Linked DNA regions of Homo sapiens: region 1 is linked to region 2. A link is an interaction called in ENCODE POLR2A ChIA-PET data of the cell type or tissue named here. Cell type or tissue: MCF 10A. All regions are shown on one strand. Each heading gives the region's core, and the rest is flanking DNA. Links, peaks and the distances in the headings are about the cores only. Region 1 has its middle 28 kb from the start of LINC02310. Region 2 overlaps FRMD6-AS2 (FRMD6 antisense RNA 2).

Evidence for each region. Peaks named below come from ENCODE experiments on the same cell type or tissue, not always from the same donor. Only the 100,000 strongest peaks of a DNase experiment are listed, where the experiment ranks them.
Region 1: POLR2A ChIA-PET joins it to region 2 with 13 read pairs; 1 of 35 experiments calls an interaction of 5 or more read pairs at or near these places.

Annotation. Positions count from the first base shown.
Region 1 is chr14:51,366,365-51,371,748 of GRCh38, forward strand. No RefSeq gene overlaps it. Among named protein-coding and RNA genes, the nearest start is that of LINC02310, 28 kb to the right of the region's middle. RefSeq lists an enhancer at 2,404-2,988. In MCF 10A, for the core only: a CTCF peak has its summit at 3,652 (motif pointing right); DNase peaks (open chromatin) are centred at 2,477 and 3,657.
Region 2 is chr14:51,530,343-51,535,726 of GRCh38, forward strand. All of the region lies in intron 2 of FRMD6-AS2 (FRMD6 antisense RNA 2), which reads right to left. It also overlaps a transcript of FRMD6 not described here. Among named protein-coding and RNA genes, the nearest start is that of FRMD6-AS2, 67 kb to the right of the region's middle. RefSeq lists enhancers at 3,850-5,049, 4,309-4,603. In MCF 10A, for the core only: no CTCF peak of the experiment used is centred there; DNase peaks (open chromatin) are centred at 3,069 and 3,719.

The DNA of each region.
Region 1 (5,384 bases), core at 72-5,071, 160 kb before region 2:
AAATGGGATTAGTCCCACTTTAAGACCCTTCTCTGAGCCCATAGGCTTCTTCTTAACCCCTGTGCATGGAAGGAAAAAGGTAGGACATGAGGTTGATAGATGTGATTAAGATGTGGATTCTTAATCACATCTACTAGCTTCAGCTGTCCTACTCTTGGGAGGCTCACTTTTATACATAGAGAAAATATGTGCCATTATAACTGTGCTTCAGTGGGCAAAGTAGAGCAGACTTCATTTAAAAGGCTGCTCCATGCCTCTCTGCCCGGCCGCCCCGTCTGGGAAGTGAGGAGCGCCTCTGCCCGGCTGCCCCGTCTGGTAGGTGTACCCAACAGCTCCGAAGAGACAGCGACCATCGAGAACGGGCCATGACGACGATGGCGGTTTTGTCGAAAAGAAAAGGGGGAAATGTGGGGAAAAGAAAGAGAGATCAGATTGTTACTGTGTCTGTGTAGAAAGAAGTAGACATAGGAGACTCCATTTTGTTCTGTAATAAGAAAAATTCTTCTGCCTTGGGATGCTGTTAATCTATAACCTTACCCCCAACCCCGTGCTCTCTGAAATATGTGCTGTGTCAACTCAGGGTTAAATGGATTAAGGGCGGTGCAAGATGTGCTTTGTTAAACAGATGCTTGAAGGCAGCATGCTCGTTAAGAGTCATCACCACTCCCTAATCTCAAGTACCCAGGGACACAAACACTGCGGAAGGCCGCAGGGACCTTTGCCTAGGTAAACCAGAGACCTTTGTTCACGTGTTTATCTGCTGACCTTCTCTCCACTATTATCCTATGACCCTGCCACATCCCCCTCTCTGAGAAACACCCAAGAATGATCAATAAATACTAAAAAAAAAAAAAAAAAAAAAAGGCTGCTCCATGTTCATTACAGAAAACAAAGTCAATGTGCTGTTGACATTATTGCACATGACTGCACAGCTGTGCACAAGCTCCACCCACCAGGTGAGTCTTACCACTTTCCCTAAGTCCTGGTGCCTTGCTTCTCACAGAGTGGTCCATGGGCCAGCAGCATTGGCATCACCTGGATGCTTGTTAGAAGTGCAGGATCTCAGCAAGACCCAGACATACTGAATCCTCATCTGCATTTTAACTAGATCCCCAGGTGATCCTTAGGCACGTTAAGCCTGAGGAAGCACTGTGATGCATTTCTTGTTATTAGTAGGAACAAAGCAGGTGCCTCCAAGAAGAAAAAGGCAAATGAAAGAAGCAGCTCCAGGAAAGATGACATGTTACTCATCAGCCTTAAAATTCCAAGTTCAATGCATTTTTCCCCCCAGTGCTGGCAGTGTATTGGATTCATGTGAACCTCATTAAAAATTAAAACAAACAAGTTCTAACTTGCATGACTCCAAAAACATTTCATTGTTTCTTTAGGGAGAAATAGATGAGAACAGACAAAGTTGATTACACAGAATAAGGACAAAACAACTCTGAACTTTTAACCTGCATGAGTTGTCAGTAGAATCTCGGAATCATAGAATTCCAGAGTTTAGAGCAGTTAGCTCAACACTGGCTACACATCAGAGTCACCTGGGGAACTTTCCAAAAAGTACAAAATACTAGTGCTGAGCCCCAATCCCAGATATTCTATCTGAGGAAAGAAACGGGCATCAGGTATTTTTCAAAAGCTCTCTGGGTGATTCTTATATGCAGCAAGGATTGAGATTCACTGGTAGAAATAAGATGCAAGACACATATGTGATTTAAAATTATCTAGGACCCAAATTAAGTAGGTAGAAACAAATGAAATTAATTTCAATAACGTATCTTAATCCAATATGTCCAAAATATTATCATTTGAAATGTAGTTAATATAAAAAACTAATAATGATTTTTTTCTCAGTAAGACTTTAACATCCAGTGTGTATTTTACACATGTAGAACATCTCAATTCAGTTTAGCCACATTTCAAGGGTTCAATAGCCACATGTGGCTAATGACTGTCATAGTGGACAGTGTAGTTCCAAGTAATAACAGTAATGCTAGTCTATGAAAGATAGGTTTCCACCTCTGGAAAACAAAATGATTGCCCATTTAAAGTAGAAGAGCCAGTTCAGAAGATAATGAGATGTAATTCAGTATTATTTCTTGCTTGCAAACAGCCTCTTAAAATCATCGTGGAAGTTCAATGAAGAGGTAAGATTTAGAAAGTTTGCAAAATTTCTTCCAAAAAGGGAAATGTCTGGGATTTACGTGACAGAGGCAAACCCTTACGTGATGCTATGTTAAGGCATGTAAATGAATACTGTGCTGAGTTTCTCAGCAACCTATGGTGTTGGGAAGGGCTGATCTTCTGATTTTGATCTAGGAAACGATAGGAATATAGTCAATGGCTACATTTTCTTTTTCTCTCTTGGAATCAACCATTATAAAGAGCAGGCATCTTTGGGGATTTTGGTGTCTGCACAGCTGAATCAGCATCGGAATCAGGAATGTGCGAGGATAACATTCTGCGGTTTGGCATTCCTGTCTCAATTCCTCCACTTCTTAGAAAAGAAGCGTCACTCACTGATATTCTCCCAAACCAGCTGTTGAGTATAATAAAGACCTTCCTCTTAGTATTAACATTAGATTGTATTCTTAGGCTCTAATTTTTACCACGGGATTTTTCCCTAAAGAAATTAGAGAAATCACTTAGCCATTGGCATGTGTTAACTGTAACCAGGTCATGTAGCTCTTCTGAGCCTGAGGCAAATAAACAGAAAATCTTAGCGACATGTGCTGAGAACTAGGTTAAACAAATTTCTCAGGATGGGTTGCAGAATAGTTTGCTGGTGCTGGCAATGAAGTGTAGAGGCACTTAAGAGGGATGATTTTTCTCGCTTTTTACCAAAATGTCTTTGCTTCCCTCATAAGCCACTTTCTTCCGAAAGCCAACCATGTTTTTGTTTATTTGTTTGTTTGTTTGTTTGTTTTTTGAGGCGGAGTTTCGCTCTTGTTGCCCAGGCTGGAGTGCAACAGCGCAATCTCGGTTTACCGCAACCTCCGCCTCCCGGGCTCAAGCAATTCTCCTGCCTCAGCCTCCCGAGTTACAGGCGCGCGCCACCACACCCGGCTAATTTGTTTTTTTTTTTTAATTTTTAGTAGAGACGGGGTTTCGCCATGTTAGCCAGGCTGCTCTCAAACTTCTGACCTCAGGCGATCCGCCCGCCTCAGCCTCCCAAAGTACTGGGATTACAAGCGTGAGCCACCGCCCCCGGCCCCGACCATGGTTTTGTAAAGAGAGAACATTGAAAACATAATTGGTCTTTGGTCTATCTAGTTTCTCCATTTTGTACCCTTCTTTCACCTTTGCCAGTAATACTCTTTTCTCTCGGAAGACCCTGGAATGTTTCTCTAGTGTCAAAATTCATCCCAGCTAAGACTTGTGAACTTAACACCAAAGAGTAACCTGTTTATATCACAGTGCAAATTACACAGAACTATCACTCTTCCAGTGCTTTTGTGATAAAGAAATAAAGCACTATCAGAAGAATACCATGCATCCGCTAGGTAGTGAAGATTTTTAAAAAGTGGGCACAAAATTAGAACAAATGGAACCCTGAAACCGCACTACATAGGCAAATAGCTGAGTACAGATTGAAGTTAGAGAACCCTCGAGGGGCTAGGTATGAGTCTGCAATTATGATAGGCGGCCATCAGGGGGCATTTCAGCGCCTTGGTCGTGTGGCCAAAGGATCAGGTTTACCATAATCAGAGAATAAGGTAATTTTTACTTCTTTAAAAATAGAGTAGTTTAAATAAAATTATCAATTAGGGTTTAAAGATGATTCATATGAGCAAGTTCTTAAACCAAAGCCAAGGAAAAAGTGCGCTACCTGCCTCACTATGCGGTTTTCATAATTCAGGGTAGCCTTGCTTATGGCCCTAAGATGTAATAATCATGTTCCTTCTCACTCTGATTTCTTATTTGGGAACCATATTCTTTTATTGGGTTAAGGGAGAACTTTTTTTTTTTTTTTTTTTTTTTGAGATGGAATCTCACTCTGTTGCCAGGCTGGAGTGCTGTGGCACGATCTCAGCTCACCGCAACCTCCAACTCCCTGGTTCAACAGATTCTCCTGCTTCAGCCTCCTAAGGGAGAACTTTTAAAGGGGATTTTCACAATTTCAATAGCCCAGCAGTATCCTCTCACTCTCTTTTCCTTTTCCACTGCTACATGGAATGGAAGGAGCTGCTCGCTGTGTTAAAATGTGGAGATTATTTTGAAAATTTGAATATGAAGAATAAGTGTCTTAAGCCATTCTCTCATTTTTATAAAGAAATAACCTGAGACTGAGTAATTTATAAAGAAAGAGTTTTAATTGGTTCTCGGTTCTGCAGGCTGTACGGGAAGCATAGTGACATCTGGTCCCGGGGAGGCCCCAAGAAGCTTACAATCATTGTGGAAGGCAAAGTGGGAGAAGGTACATCACATGGCAAAAGCAGGAGCAAGAGAGTGAAGGGTGAGGTGCCACACACTTTTAAATGACCAGACCTCCCAGGAACTCACTCATTATCTCGAGGACAGTCCCAAGGGGATGGCACTAAACCATTCATGAGCAATCCACCCCCATGATCCAGTCACCTCCCATCAGGCCCCACCTCCAACACTGGGGATTACATTTCAATGTGAGGTTTGGGCAGGGACCACATCCAAGCTATAACAAGTAGTTACTTTAAAAGAAGTGAAGTAGTCTTAGCTGATATCTGCAAGATATTAGAAGGGCTTTTCAGGTCAAATTACTCTGAGGTTCTCAAGAGAGAAGTCTGACACATATAAGATAAAATGTGTGAGGTTTAATCCATCTGAAACTCTACAGTGCTCCCCTTTGCTTAAAGATTAGGTGTAGATTATTCCATCTAATATGAATGAGTGTAGGACTCACATAGTGGATTAAGTTAATGCTGAGTGGCAAGGTAAAGACATAAAAATAAATCTTAACGTTTGACTCAGGAGATTGCATTTAATTTGGCAGCTAGTAGGAAACCATTGAATGTTTTTGAGTAAGAGGGGTGGCATTCATGCAGTAGTGCTTTAGTGTCAGGGGAAACAAAGGACAGAAAAAGCTCAAAAGCTTGGTGGAAGTGGAATCCATAAAACTAGGTAGCAGATCAAATGTAGAGACTAAAGAAGAAAGATGAGTTAAAGATGACTCTGATGATGAGTAGGAGGATGATAGTGTCCTGAAAGAATAGGGAGGCCAAAAGTTGGAAAGAAATATAAACTTGACCTTCAACATGCAGAGTTGAGAATCAGATAAAAATGTGTATGTGAAGTGCTTTGGAAGGTGCACAGGATCATTGTCATGTAATAATACCATTTAGTAAACACAAGGCAAGTATTTTATGTGTAGGATCTCAGATACAGGCTGTGCCCCCACTGTCAGG
Region 2 (5,384 bases), core at 104-5,103:
GCCACAAATCAGAGTTAGATTTATTGTTTTGTTGGTTATGTAGTCTTAAGAAAGTAACAGGTAGATATTAATAAGGTAGATTAAATGTAAAAGTGTGTTGCATCTACCTCAATATATTTATTTATTTGTGAGTTACTATTATTATTATTTTAATTTGAGACAGGGTCTTACTCTGTCACCCAGGCTGGAGTGCAGTGGCACAATCTTGGCTCACTGCAACCTCTGCTTCTGGGGATCAAGTGATCCTCCTGCCTCGGCCTCCCGAGTAGCTGGGACCACAGGCATGCACCACCACACCCAGCTATTTTTTTTTTTTTTAATTTTAGTAGTCATGGGGTCTCACCATGTTGCCTAGGCTGGTCTTGAACTCCTGAGCTCAAGTGGTTCACCTGCTTCAGCCTCCCAACATGCTGGGATTACAGGCAGGAACCACCATACCCGGCTGCAAGATATTTATTAATTAGAAAAGGACAAACAGTAACTTTACAGTTCAGCGTTCTGGCAGATACCACCTTAACAAAGAGATTGTCTTGGTCCATTCTGTGCTGCTATAACAAAATACCTGAGACTGGGTAATTTATAATGAACACAAATTTATTGGCTCATGATTCTGGAAGCTGGTAAGTCCAATGCGCCAGCATCTGGTGAGGGTTTTCTTCCTGCATCTTCTCATGGCAGAAGGGCAAAGAGGGTGAGGGAGAGCAAAAGAGTAAACTAGTGGCCTCAAGCCCTTTCATAATAGGCATTAATCTGTTTATAATGGTAGAGCCTTCATGACCTCACCTCCTTCTTTTAGGCCCTACCTCCCAACACTGTTGCATTGGAGATTAAGTTTCCAACACATGCTTGTTAGGGGACACATTTAAATCCTAGCAGTGATTAAGGTTATCACCAGTAATAAGATATATCAACATCATGTACCCCTTGATAATGATGTGCTTAGAAAGGCACATTACTTCTGAAATATTCTTGCATAAAATGAATAACTTTAACATAATCACGAGAAAATGTCAAACAAGCCAAAATTGAGGGATAAGCAACAAGATAACTGACCATTATTTTCAAAAGTATCAAGGTCCTGAAAGACTAGGACATATTGAGGTATTATTATCACAGCCACAAGGAGAAATGACAACTAAATGCAATTTGGGACCCTGATAATCTGAATAAAGTCTGCAATTTGGTTAATAGTACGGTGCCAATGTTTATTAGTTTTGATCATTATCACTTAACTGTGGGTCTAACATACTTCAAAAGAAAAATGTGTTGTATCTACAGCCATTACATAATGAATAGCACAAAAAATTGAGGAAATATTCTTCCCGTACTCAACAACTATTATCAAGTTCAGTTTGACAAAAAATTTTCTCATGTTATTGTGGAACAGGTGAAGTTCTTTCATGGTCTTTGCTGTTTTACTTTTGCTTTACTCATTAACATAAATGAAAATGCCAATCAATATTCATATCAGAAATACATTCATTTGTCAATTGCAGCCATAAGTTGGCTATGGATATGAGACTGGCAAAAATCAACAAAAGCACTCTCTGAGTATCAGTTAATTTTTATTGCTTGTATTAGCATTTGTATATGTGCTATCCATCTATTATATCAGTAAAATTTATAATAAACATATACTTCTTTTCCAGGGAGTCAGTTGTTAAACATTTACCACCACATCGCTGAATATCTGTCAAAATTATTCATCTTTTCTTCTCTGGGGCTTTTTAAAAGAAATTATTGGGGCCAGGCGTGGTGGCTCACGCCTATAATCCCAGTACTTTGGGAGGCCGAGGTGGGCGGATCACGAGGTCAGAAGATCGAGACCATCCTGGCTAACATGGTGAAACCCCGTTTCTACTAAAAATACACAAAAATTAGCCTGGCGTGGTGGCGGGCACCTGTAGTCCCAGCTACTCGGGAGGATGAGCCAGGAGAATGGCGTGAACCCAGGAGGTGGAGCTTGCAGTGAGCTGAGATAGCACCACTGCACTATAGCCTGGGTGACAGAGCGAGACTCCATCTCAAAAAAAAAAAAAAAAAAAGAAATTATTAAATATGCATTTTTCATATTCTGGGATTGTGTCTAGGAATCATCTTGTGATTTTGCTGACAACAATTATATTCATTCAGATTGAAGAGAAAATGAATAAAATATATTGTGCCCACCCCAGGGTCCATGATACCTCACTGATCACCTGCTACTGATTATATTAGCAGTCATATGTCTTTGAGCCAATTTTCCACCCAGGTGGAAGTGTTAACACAAAACATGACTTAAATTAGTAAAAATTTTGTTTTGTGTGCTTATTTCATAATTTCCTGAGTCTGAAGACGTCCTTCCTATATAAACAACCACCTACATTGACTGAAACTCTTGAGGACAGAGTTTGTACTTAGTTCTGTCATTATTTTCAGAATCATTTTTCTCTTTTTGCATTACAAGCTTCAGATCTGGCCCACAAACTGACCTTCTCAACAGTAATAGTAGTAAGGAGACAGAGCTCAGTCCTAAGTTATCCTAAAGCTCATTCAACCCCATTTTGTAAATCTTTGTCAACCCAGTGCTCAGCACATGGCCTGGCACTTAGTGGAATGTCAGTGAATGTTGTCAATGTCATCCAGCCCTTTGAGGGCTGCAATACTGCTATTAGCTCACTCTGAATAATGTATCTTTAGAACAGTCCAGAAAATGTTATGTCCTACAACCAATAATGGTCTCTGCCTCCTCCATGTCTTGCCAAGTGCTTAGGTCACATACCTTTTGCAGCTCTCTTGATTTTACCTAAGTGTAGCCCAATGACAAAGAGAGGACCATTCAGAGGAATTACAATGCCAGATGAACAAAGCCAAGACCTACTTAGGTTTTTGCTGGGCTTCGAGGAGTCTGGGTTTTTTTCTGGGGTGGGGCAGGCTGATGGTAGGGAACTGCTCTGCTAGAGAGGCTTTGGCAATTACTCAGAGATGTTTACAAGGATTTATTTCTTAGAGTGGTTTGATTTCCAGAAAAATTGCCTTTAAAAAAAGCTGGATAAAACAGGTTCCACATTACACTTGTATGAGTTGTCCTGAATGGCATAAATTATTTTTCCTGAGGCTATTAGCTCAGAGTCTGAGCAACACACTGGTGTTTTTACAGGAGTCTAATGCATAGAGATTACGGCTGACTCTCCATTTTATATAATTCCTGACCTAGTACTGAGTCTCACCAAATGTTGATGATCTTCAACTCATTCAGCAACTGGGAAATAATCACATTCAGACATTTCTACCAGGCTTGTCATAGCTACTAATGCCATCCTTTAAAAAGGAAATACCTTCTGAACCCTATCAATAAATGTAAAAAAGAAATACCCTTCTGAACCCTATCAATAAATGTCGTGGTCTCAAGATGACATTGCCAGGCCCTTAGACCCAGGTTTCCTGTTTCCTCCTAGGATGCCACCCCTGTTCCACTTTCAGAGAGCGTCTCTGGGTCTTGGCTGAGGTTGTGCCTAGTGAGTTCTTGTCACTGCACACTGACAATAACTCCCCTCACTTGCAGTTTTCCTGGTGGGCTACTTTCTTCAATGTGGATCCTTTTATCTCTTTCAATTATAGTAAGACCAATAGGAAGAAAGTCTTTTGGGGAACAGCAGAATTGCAGCTTCTAGGTGGGTGGGGAAAGGACCTAATTCACAGCCTTGGGTTGACTGGTTGTTGCATGTGCCTGGGCAGCTCTGCCAGTGCCTTGCACAACCAAGGAGTCAAGTCTATGGAGGGTGGGGGTACACAGGGAACTCACCCTGCTCCTGTCTGCCTGTAGGGACAGCCATCCACATAGTTCAAACGGCTGTAGATCTCAATTCATTCTAAAGTCTACTAACTGGTTATGTTTTCTCGAACCACATGCTTAAACCAACTTCTTCCACATAAGCAGCTTTTACCCATATAATATCACTATTACAGGGAGGAAAGATTTTGTCACTCTACCCATGGTAATGTGTGATGTAGTCACCAGTCCTCAAAGCTTAATTACAACAGTGCTGCATGATTGGAGATTGAGTTGTTTCTTATGATGGTTGATTTTTTTATTGGACAAGGGCTTAGAGCCTAGCTATAGGAAGTTGTTTCTTTTGGATACAATCCTAGAAGTTTTCCTTTTAAAACATTCTTTCTACCTTTCCTATTTTCAATACCTATCAGGTCTATGTAAATATCACCGTCTCTCTCTTCTTTGCCCAGACAGCTGTCACACTATTTAGCTTTTCCTTCTATAACATTCTACTTAAAGAGGTTGCCAGTGTCACTTTCCCTCCTCTAAAACTGGGGATTAAAATTCCCAGCCTTCCAGAACAGGTAAATAATTGCTTTGTCATGAGAAAAATCAATATCTGCTACCACAGGAAGTCGGGCAGGAAGCAGTTGGACAAAGGCCTGCACTTCAGCTGTGCAGCAGAGTCATTTGTGTGACCCCAAAGGTTATGCTTTCCTGCTTGTTTTACAAAAAGCTGATGAGCCAGGCAGAGGAACCAGAGTCCAGATAGGACTAGAAGTATGTGCCAGGTACTCTCCAGTGGAGAACGCAGGGCCCCGGGGCAGCCGCTCAATTAGATGTATTGTTGACCCAAGGTGAGATTCAAGAGGAGATAAAGACTTTCAGGGAAAGGGAAGAGCAGTGAGCAGTTCACCCACATTCCCCACCAAAAGTGAACTACTCAGATATTTTGCAGTTTTCTCTTCTAATGCTCAGGGAGCTACAAGGACATTTTGAGCCTATTCAGTCATCTTTTGATTGAAATCAGGGAAACTCAGTACTCTCATGGCTTCCAGGGTCCTCAAACCTTTCTAGCCCCACTTAAAAAAAATAGCTTATTGAAATATAATTTACACACATAAAATTTGTCCCTTTAAAGTATATAATACAGTGGTTTTTAAAATATATTCACAGTACGTACAACCATCACACAATCAATTTTAGAACACTTTTACCACCTCAAAAAGAAACCCTATACTGTTTACCAATCATAATCCTATTCTCCCCTCACCCCATCCCTAAACAACCAATAATCTATTTTCTGCTCTATAGATTTGCCTATTCTGGACATTTCTACTTTCTATCTCCACAGATTTGCCTATTATGGACATGGAATATGTATAGTCTTTTGAGACTGGCTTCTTTCACTTGGCAAAATATTTTCAAGGATTATCCATGTTGTGGCATATATTAGCACTGTGTTCCTTTTTATGGCCAAATAATATTCCACGATGTGGATATACCACATTTTGTTGATCCATTCACCAGGTGATGCACATTTGGGTTGTTTCCATTGTTTGGTTACTATGAGTAACGTTGCTATAAACATTCATGCACATATCTTTGTGTGGATACATGTTTTTAATTC